2 separate regions of the Homo sapiens genome follow, and region 2 is linked to region 1. Evidence: chromatin loops called from intact Hi-C (ENCODE). Cell type or tissue: endothelial cell of umbilical vein. All regions are shown on one strand.

The links. Peaks named below come from ENCODE experiments on the same cell type or tissue, not always from the same donor. Only the 100,000 strongest peaks of a DNase experiment are listed, where the experiment ranks them.
Region 2: it touches region 1 in a loop (14-fold over the local background); 6 of 110 quality-filtered maps call a loop at or near these places.

The regions. Positions count from the first base shown.
Region 1 is chr10:73,058,280-73,063,279 of GRCh38, forward strand. All of the region lies in intron 5 of P4HA1 (prolyl 4-hydroxylase subunit alpha 1), which reads right to left. Among named protein-coding and RNA genes, the nearest start is that of P4HA1, 36 kb to the right of the region's middle. In endothelial cell of umbilical vein, no CTCF peak of the experiment used is centred here; a DNase peak (open chromatin) is centred at 2,962; H3K27ac peaks cover 367 bases.
Region 2 is chr10:72,872,566-72,877,565 of GRCh38, forward strand. All of the region lies in intron 6 of MCU (mitochondrial calcium uniporter), which reads left to right. Among named protein-coding and RNA genes, the nearest start is that of OIT3, 19 kb to the right of the region's middle. In endothelial cell of umbilical vein, a CTCF peak has its summit at 2,891 (motif pointing left); a DNase peak (open chromatin) is centred at 2,876.

The sequences.
Region 1 (5,000 bases):
TTGCATGCTAATCTACCATGTTCACTTTTGATTAACCTCAGTCCCACGAATGCCTGCTGATTTCTACTTTACTTGCTGTCCTTAGTGTAGGAACATGTACCCACTATAAATCCTGCCTTTAGAGCAAAGCAACCTTGATGTTATCACAAAAATTACAGGCTATGACACGCATAGCATTCTTGCCTGTTCTGGAGCTTGCCTTTGTCCCTACAGAGCATGTACATCCTTTCCCTATGACACTTAAGTCATGGGTCTGGGGACTAACGGTGCAGAGATCTACCTGTCTTGCTACTGCCCAAGACCATGCTTCCATCTCTAAGTTTCCCAATAAATCATCCTCTACTGACAATAAGTAAAAAAAACTGTAGAACCTCCACAAAATAGAGTAATAACACGTAGCTATAAAAAGAAATGAGGATTTCTATACATGAAGTAATGACTGGGGTATATCAATAAATTAAAGCACCAAAGTACATAACAGTATTTATAGTATGCTTTTTTTTTTTTTTTTTTTTGAGACGAAGTCTCACTCTGTTGCCCAGGCTAAAAATGCAGTGGTGCGATGGCTCACTGCAACCTCCGTGCCCCGCCGGGTTCAAGAAATTCTCGTGCCTCACCCTCCTGAGTAGCTGGGATTACAGGTGCCCACCACCACGCTCAGCTAATTTTTGTATTTTTAGTAGGGATGGTGTTTCACCATATTGGCCAGGCTGGTCTCAAACTCCTGACCTCAGGTGATCCACCCACCTTGGCCTCTCAGAGTGCTGGGATTACAGGTGTGAGCCACCACGCCCAGCCAGTACGCTATCTTTTGTGTTTATGTTGAGAGAATATAGGAGTAGATATATATTTGCTTGTATTTTAAAAAACTGGAAATAGTAAAACTAACAAAATGGTCACATAGAAAAAGGAAGGGAATAGGTTGAAAAGTATAAGAATGAAAGTGAGACTTCTATTAATGTACCTTATTAGTCTAGTTTGGACTGTCAAAGAATTTAAAAGTTTTACATAATTAAAAACAATAAATTGGCTGGGCATGGCGGCTAGAGCCTGTAATCCTGACACTTCGGGAGGCCAAGGCAGGAAGATCTCCTGAGCCAGGGAGTTCAAGACAACCCCGGGCAAAATAATGAGACAATATATTTAAAAAAAAAAAAAAAAAAAAAAAAAAAAAAAAAAAAAGGCTGGGCGCAGTGGCTCACGCCTGTAATCCCAGCACTTTGGGAGGCCAAGGCAGGTGGATCATGAGGTCAGGAGATCGAGACCAACCTGGCTAACATGGTGAAACCCCATCTCTACTAAAAATACAAAAAATTAGCCGGGCATGGTGGCGGGCGCCTATAGTGCCAGCTACTCAGGAGGCTGAGACAGGAGAATGGCGTGAACCCGGGAGGCAGAGCTTGCAGTGAGCTGAGATCACGCCACTGCACTCCAGCCTGGGCGACAGAGCAAGACTCCATCTGAAAAAAATAATAATAAAATAAAAATAAATAAAATAAAAAATAAAAAAAAATAGCCAGGTATGGTGGTACTTGCATGCCTGTAGGCCTAACTATTTGGGAGGCTGTGACAGGAGGATCCCTTGAGCCCAGGAGTTCAAGGCTGCACTGAGCTATGATCATGCCACTGCACTCCAGGCCGGGCAACAGAACAAGATATTGTTTCTAAAACAAACAAATGAAAACAATGAATCAAAAGAAAAAACGAGGACAATCCCTAAAAATCTGAGGAAATGAAATAAATGAACTCAACTGTATAACATGTTAAGGGCATAGCCACAAAGAGAAATGAATTACCTCAGATGTCTTTAAAACAAGATTTTGACTGATCATATCTAGAGTGATATATTTTAAGGATATAAAGTACAAAAAAACCTGTATTCAGTAGTCTTAATGTTATTAATAGTATGAATAAAATAGTATGAGTTAATAGTATGAATAAAAGAATAATCATGTTAATATCCTTAGGAACCAAATTTTCAGAAGAAAAGAGATATAAATATAAACCCTGTGGTTTTCAATTTGAACAATATGAACTTACATATTTCCTGTCTCTGTTTATGACAAACTATATAGCAATAATCACCCCTAGAACCTAGCTAGACTCTGCTGCTTAAATGTCATCCCTGTTCAAAGCAATCAAGCCTTGCCAGGCAAGGAGTGGAAAACCTGTAGTCCCAGCTACTCAGAAGGCTGAAGCAGGAAGATCACTTGAGCCCAGGAGTTCCAGGCTGTAGTGCACCATGATCGCATCTGTGAATAGCCACTGCACTCCAGCCTGAGCAACATGGCAAGAACCTATCTCTTAAGGGGGGAAAAAGAAGGGCCAAGGCTCATTGAAGAAATGCCTAGTTCCTACTCTGGAATAGAAACCTGGAAAAAAAACTGTGCCAGAAAGCAAGGAAGTTTCCTCTCTATCAAAGAATAATAACACAGTCAATTCAAAAAAACAAGCCTATCTAAAGATGCTCCCCACTGGCCTAAAATGGGATAATCTGAGATCAAAGTAATACTGAATAGGCTGAAATACAAAAAAAAAATAATAATATCCATATTCATGATATGTCATGAAAATTACAGATCACTACTAAAAATGGTTAGGACACCAACTCATTACTCTGAAAACTGATAAAGAAGACTAATTATAGACTTACCCTGCCTTTCCTATATATAGTTCAGGGTAACCAAATGGTTCATGAAGGATGTTCCTGTTTATAGAATTCCAGTTAATAAAAGTAAAAGGAATAATGGAATGAAAAAAATCATCATTTTGTAACCCCTAATGAAATAGTGGTTCTAGGCAATGATCATCAAAGGCTGCCAAAACCAGTAGATAAAACTTAAGGAGAACTTTATATGGAGGGATCAGGCTCTCATCACCTGAACCTCACTCATCAATCAGCATCATAAAAAGTGGGACAGGACATTAGGTGTTGGTTCACGCAGTTCAAAAGAAAGTTCATAGCGCCACCTATGGAGTTAATTTTAAAATTTAACTCGAATCTAATCAAGCCACAAGCTCTAACCAGTGTGTAGGAAACATAGGCATTAAAGGAACATGTTAACCACCAAAGTAGTCAACTCCAGAATGTGGAACATTCCACATAACATATGACTAGGTTTCCCCAGCTAACCAATGTCATAAAGAGAAAGAAAAAAAAGGAAAAGGGAATAAAAGGGACTTAACAGACATAATTTAAAAAAATACAACTGTAAAACAACAACTTTGAGATCACCAGAGAAATAATATTGACTGGGTATTAAATTATATTAAGGAAATACTGTCGATTTGTTAAGCAGGGAGATAGTAAGTGGTTATGTTACTTTTTTAAAAAGACCAGCTGGGCGCAGGTGACTTATACCTATAGTCCCAGCTACTTGGGAGGCTAAGGCAGGAGGAACACTTGAGCCCAAGAGTTCAAGGCTGCAGTGAGCTATAATGGTACCACTGCACTCTAGCCTGAGCAATAAAGTGAGACCCTGTCTCTAAAAAAAAATTAAAAATAAATTACAAAGACCTACTTGAGGCCAGGAATTCAAGACCAGACTGGGCAACACAGCAATAGCACATCTCTGCAAAAAATTTAAAAATCAGCCAGGTGTGGTGGCACGCACCTATAGTCCCAGCTGTTCAGGAGGCTAAGGCAGCAGGATGGCTTGAGTCCAAAAGTTCAAGGCTGCAGTGAGCTATGATCATGCCAATGCACTCCAGCCTGGCTGATAGAGTGAAATCTTGCCTCAAAAAAATAAATTTTAATAAAGACCTGATCAGTTAGATATGCATGTTGAATTATTTATGGATAAAATGACATGATGTCTAGGATTTGCTCTTAAAATACTCCAACAAAAATGACAGAAAGAAAGGGTGGAAGGAGTAGATAAACCAAGAATGACAAAATGTTTAAAACGTCTGGAGCTTGGTGATGGCATAGGTTCATTATGTTATTACCTTTATTTTTGTGTATGTGTGACATTTGATATTTTCCATAATAAAAGAAATTTTATAAATAATGGAAAAAGGAGAAAGTCATGTCCTACAGGGCTCTTTTTATGCTGTTACACAGAAAATCACATAGTTCCCTTTCTGACACTATAAAAAAAAAATGACAGGTATGTGAAAAAACAACAACAAGCCTACACAAGAAAATATGACTTCTCCAACAACATTTCTCTCAGAATATACAGTTCTGAGACTAAGTCAATATTATACTAGTATAATATTGTATTTGACCAGAAACTACTGGTCAAAGACAGACTAGCCTACATTTTCTCTGATAAAACACATAAAACTGTATATATTTATTAAGTGTCCGATAACATCACAAAGAAAACTGGTAGAGAAACAAACACAACAGTGGTTTCTTTAATAAATTTTGATTGAATACACTTCAAAGAGTCACTAAAATGCCCAGAACCGGACTTAGCTATAACCTATCCAATGGTGGTCACATATGTTTTTAAAAAGATGCTAACAGAAAAGGCATTTATGAGAAATAAATCAAAAGGAAGTAAAGTTATGGGCACGTTTTGCTAGTGATCAGACATTTGCAGACTACAGAAAAGCATGCCCTGGTCTGACAATGAGCTGTTGAATTCCAGTATCAAACAGAGTCCAAGCTTGGAGGTGTATGCACTGGAGGATCACATGACCCAATATAATCAAATATTCAAATCATACAATCATCTCCATTCACTTTTTTTTTCTGGCCCCATTAGTCACTTACAGGCAGTAACTGATTATCAGTATACTCCTAAAATGAAGATGAAGACCCACGTTTTGATGTTTTTCCCTTAAATAATTCTCTATCCCGCCTTCCACTCTAGGAAAGGATACTATCTTAGTGCATTTATGCTCCCATAACAAAATACCAAGGACTGGATAATTTATAAAAAAACAAATTTATTTTCTCACAGTTCTAGAGGCTGGGTAGTCCAAGATTCAAAGCACCAGCGGGTTCAATTGTCTAGTGAGGGCTGCTCTCCACTTCCAAGATGGCACCT
Region 2 (5,000 bases), 190 kb before region 1:
CTTATCCATTTTGCTGCAAAGGACAGGATATCATTCATTTTATTGCTAAGTAATATTCCATTGTGTATATGTACCACATTTTCTTTATCCATTCATCCCTGGATGGGCACTTAGGTTGATTCTGTATCTTAGCTATTGTGAATAGTGCTGCGGTAAACATAGGAGTGCAGATATAGCTTTAACATACTGATTTCCTTTCCTTTGGATATATGCCCACTAGTGGGATTGCCAGATTGATTGTATGATATTTCTATTTTTCGTTTTTTTGAGGAGGCTCCCTACTGTTTTCCATAATGGCTATACTAATTTACATTCCCAGCATTTCTCCACATCCTCACCAGCATTTGATATTCTTTTTCTTTTTTATTATAGCCATTTTAACTGGAATGAGATGATATTTCATTGTGGGTTTTTTTATTTGTTTGTTTTTGTTTTTTTGTTTTTTGGGTTTTTTTTTTTTTTTTTTTTTTTGAGATGGAGTCTCGCTCTATTGCCCAGGCTGGAGTACAATGGCACGATCTCGGCTCACTGCAAGCTCCGCCTCCTGGATTCACACCATTCTCCTGCCTCAGCCTCCTGAATAGCTGGGACTACAGATGCCCGCCACCACGCCCGGCTAATTTTTTGTATTTTTAGTAGAGACGGGGTTTCACCGTCTTAGCCAGGATGGTCTCGATCTCCTGACCTCGTGATCCACCTGCCTCGGCCTCCCAAAGTGCTGGGATTACAGGCGTGAGCGACCGTGCCCTGCCTTCATTGTGGTTTTGATTTGTATTCCCTGATGATTAGTGACTCTGAGCATTTCCTCATATACCTATTAGTCATTTGTATGTCTTCTTTTGAGAAATGTCTATTCAGATCTTTTGCCTATATTTTAATTGGATAGTTTATTTTTTTGCTATTGAGTTGTTTGAGTTCCTTGTATATTCTGATATAAATCCTGTGTCATATGAATAGCTTTTGCAAATGTTTTCTCCCAGTTCTGTAGGTTGTCTCCTCACTCTGCTGACCGTTTCCTTTGCCGTACAAGAGCTTTTTAGTTTGATATAATCCCATCTGTCTATTTTGACTTGTGTTGCCTGTGCTTTTTGAGGTCTTACAAAAAATCTTTGCCCAGACCAATGTCTGGAAGGTTTCCCCAATGTTTTCTTCTAGTAGTTTCATAGTTCAGGTCTTAGATTGAAGTCTTTAATACATTTTGATTTGATTTTTTGTATGGAGAGAGGGGGATCTACTTTCATTCTTCGGCATATGGTTATCTAGTTTTCCCAGCATCATTTATTTAAAAGATTGCCTTTTCCCCATTGTGGGTTCGTGGTGCCTTTGTCAAAGATGATTGGCTATAAATGCTTGGATTGATATCTGGATTCTCTATTCTGTTTCTTTGGTCTATGTGTCTGTTTTTATGCCAGTACCATGCTATTTTGCTTACTGTAGCTTTGTAGTAAATTTTGACATCAGGTAGTATGATGCCTCTAGCTTTGTTCTTTTCGCTCAGGATTGCTCTGGCTGTTCAAGGTTTTTTCTGGTTCTGCATAGTTTTTAGAATTTTTTTCCTATTTCTGTGAAGAGTATAATTGGTATTTTGATAGGGAATGCATCAAATGTGTACATGGTTCAGGGTAGTGTTGATTTATTCTTTATCAACCGAGGCTCCTTTATTGAATACCAGTATCTAGAACTAATTTTTATTGTCAGTGCCGTTTTAAATATCTTGGAATTCCAGTGTCACTTTAGGAAGTATGAAGATTTAGCATTACTTTCAGTTATTATTATAATATACCATCATAGATCCAACCTAGCACTCCCTTTAATATCAAATATTTGAAATACCTGAGACATCGGAAAAGCTTTTTCTGTTTTCTTAGTTATCAGAAGAAAGCTGAGAGTTGCATCTCATATTTAATATGGCTGCTATTGAACATACGCATTTTCTTTCTGTTGTTAGATTAGTGGTCACAGCCTATTTGTGTTTGGGGAAATGATAGCACAAGAATGTTATTTAACTTTTCTTGGCCTCCCAAATGTGTCTAATAGAGAAGAAAGTAAACTGTTTTATGTCTTACAATTGCTTGCCCAGAATTTTTAGCACCTAGTTGCATGTCTGGCTCATACTAGTCACTGTGAACGAACTGAACAGTCACATCATTCTTATCTGATCACAGCTCTGGGCATGGATAACAACCATGTTTTCAGCCAAACACTAATATTTTTCCAGTTATACCTTGAATCTAAAGATCACCCTTGATATATCTCTTGCTGATTAATTGGGTACAAAATAGTGGTATTTCCTTGTGGACTTTCCATTTCCTTGATTACTGAAGAGGTGAAGCATTCTTTCCACTGTGAGATACCCATACCTTTTGCTTGGTCATTACTATTAAGTACGTTTTGCTAAGCCTAATTATGTGTCCAGCATTTTACATCTAGTAACATAAGTACATCTATTCACATATTTAATCTCAACCCTATAAGTATTAATATATCGCCATTCCATAGATGAGGAAACTGAGTCTCCAAGAGGATAAGTAATCTGCCCAAACATTATATCTAGTACACTGTAGGACAAGGAATTGAATCCAGATTTGTGTGGCTCTGTAGGCTGCTCACTTTCCACTCAATTATGCTGCCTTCTGTTGACTTCATTTATGAGGAGTAACTTTTGAAAACTATAATTAGAATAGATACAGAATAGAAATAAAAATATATTGGGGAAATAATTATTACTTCTTACAAAGGGCTGTTTTGTAAATGTTTTCTGTATTAGACTTGAATACAGTGTTACCACTTTCTCCCTTCTCGTCATGCTGTAGAATCTTTAATGCCCTACCTGTCCTACTAGTTAAATGCTCCATTCTGTGATTACCAAAATAGTCTTGCTGCCCCCAAGTGACAAGTTGCAAAATAGCAGTAGTAAATAATTTAGTCACTATTCACTTATGAATAGGAAAACAGTGACCAAATAAAATGTAAATAGTTTTCATATTAAATATTTTTACTAACATACCCATCTTATTACCTCTGAAGCAAATGCCTGTTCAATGGCATTTAAACTCTTCTAAACTGCTGTTACTATGAGTTGCTGTACTTGTTAACAGTCTAAATATATCCCAATAGTATGTTAAGTTCCAAAGAATCTTTTTAAGATGGCAAGCTCCTTGAAATCATAAAATCAAATGGAATATTGAGTTTTGCTGATTAATATTTCAGTAGAACCTGAGTACTGATTTCTATTATGTGGAAAAGGAGCTGGGCAGTAAGACTTGCCTGTGGGAGCTGTGTCAGCGTGCAGGTGGACCAGCCGTCCCACCATCTGGCCCATGCCTTTTCAATGAAGGGGATGATGTTGCCTCATAGGAGTGAGCATTGATTCTTGGGGAGTAAAAACATATTGCATATTATAATGCATAAACAGATAAACAGTATATTAAACCTCCTGTGGGAAGGAGGAGTAATCAGGAAAAAAATGCCTTAAAAAGCTACTTAGGGTGGCAATAATGAAAAAAGTGTTGATAAATAGTGACCTAGCCTTTAATACCCTTTACCTCCTCAATTCCAATAACCGTCATTTATATTGTACTCCGGCAAACCACTTCAATGGCTGTTCAGGGCCTTCTTTCCTAGAACTGTCCCACTTATAATATAAATTAGTATGTTAATTTCTGATAATTTATTTTCTTTCTAGACCTTTTATTCACTCACTCACTCCTTTGACCTCATCCAGACCTTTAAGCTACTGGCATCTTTCCCTTAACTTTTTACTGTCACCTTCCTCCTGTATCACTTCCTTTTCTATCCAATTTAAACTGTGTTGCCATTCTCTTCTTAGTATGCTACCATCCCTGCCCTTTTGTCTTTTACAGTATGTACTCTATAAACTCCTAATATTGGACTAATCTAGACCTTTATCCTATCTATATCTAGGCTATTAAATATTACTAGAGAGAAAGCATGTCATAGTGTAGAATGGGCCACTGCTTGTGTTTTTAATCATATTTTCTTCCCTCATATCCCCATAGTAGTTATTCTAAGACTTCACATCAAGATCCCCATCCCACCCTTAACCTTCTCCTAGAAAATTGAAGTTAACAGTTAGAAGCTTTCTAATTCTTAAAACTGTAAATGCAACTGTATCTGTACTGAATTTTACACGATTTCCATCAAATTCCAAGAAGAGGTGGCATTTTCCTATTTAGGGCTAGCCCCTCCACATGTTCTTAATCCCATTCCTTCCTCCTAGTATCTTATTCCAGTTTCTTTTTTGTGTTCCCTGTGTTTTTAACCTCTCCCTCTGTGACTTTCTTTCTTTCCTAACAAAACTGTCTGCATCTTCTCTCACTTAGTATCAAATCACAGTTTTTTTTTTTTTTTTTTGAGACAGGGTTTTACTCTGTCTCCTAGGCTAGAATGCAGTGGCATAATCACAGCTCACTGAAGCATCTACCTCTCAGACCCAAGCAATTCTCCCACCTCAGCCTCATGAGTACCTGAGACCATAGGCATGTGCCACCATGCCCAGCTAATTTTTTAAATATTTTGTAGACAGGGTTTCCCTACATTGCCCAGGCTGGTCTCAAACTCCTGAGCTCCAGTGATCCTCCGCCTCAGCCTCTCAAAATACTAGGATTACAGGCATGAGCCACTGCACTTAGCCCAAATCACAGAAATTTTAGAATAGAGTCTAGCACATAGTTGCTCAGTAAATGATTGTTGCCCGAAAGAGGAAGCACAGAAAGATTTGAATAAACTTAGTGTGTATATTTGCATCCTAAGCAAACATAGGTGAATAGCCTAGTAGCAGCATGTTAGATGAATGTAGAGGGCTTTCCCTCAAGTTCTTAATCCACTAATTATCCCTTCAGTTGATTCAGACCTCGATTTTATTCATTTTAAAAAGGCTTCCACAAACCCTTTAGCTATCAGTCATCCAATATCTATTATCTATCATCATCAATAACTAAATATTTACTCTGGTTCTAGTTGTGGCATACTAGGCAATC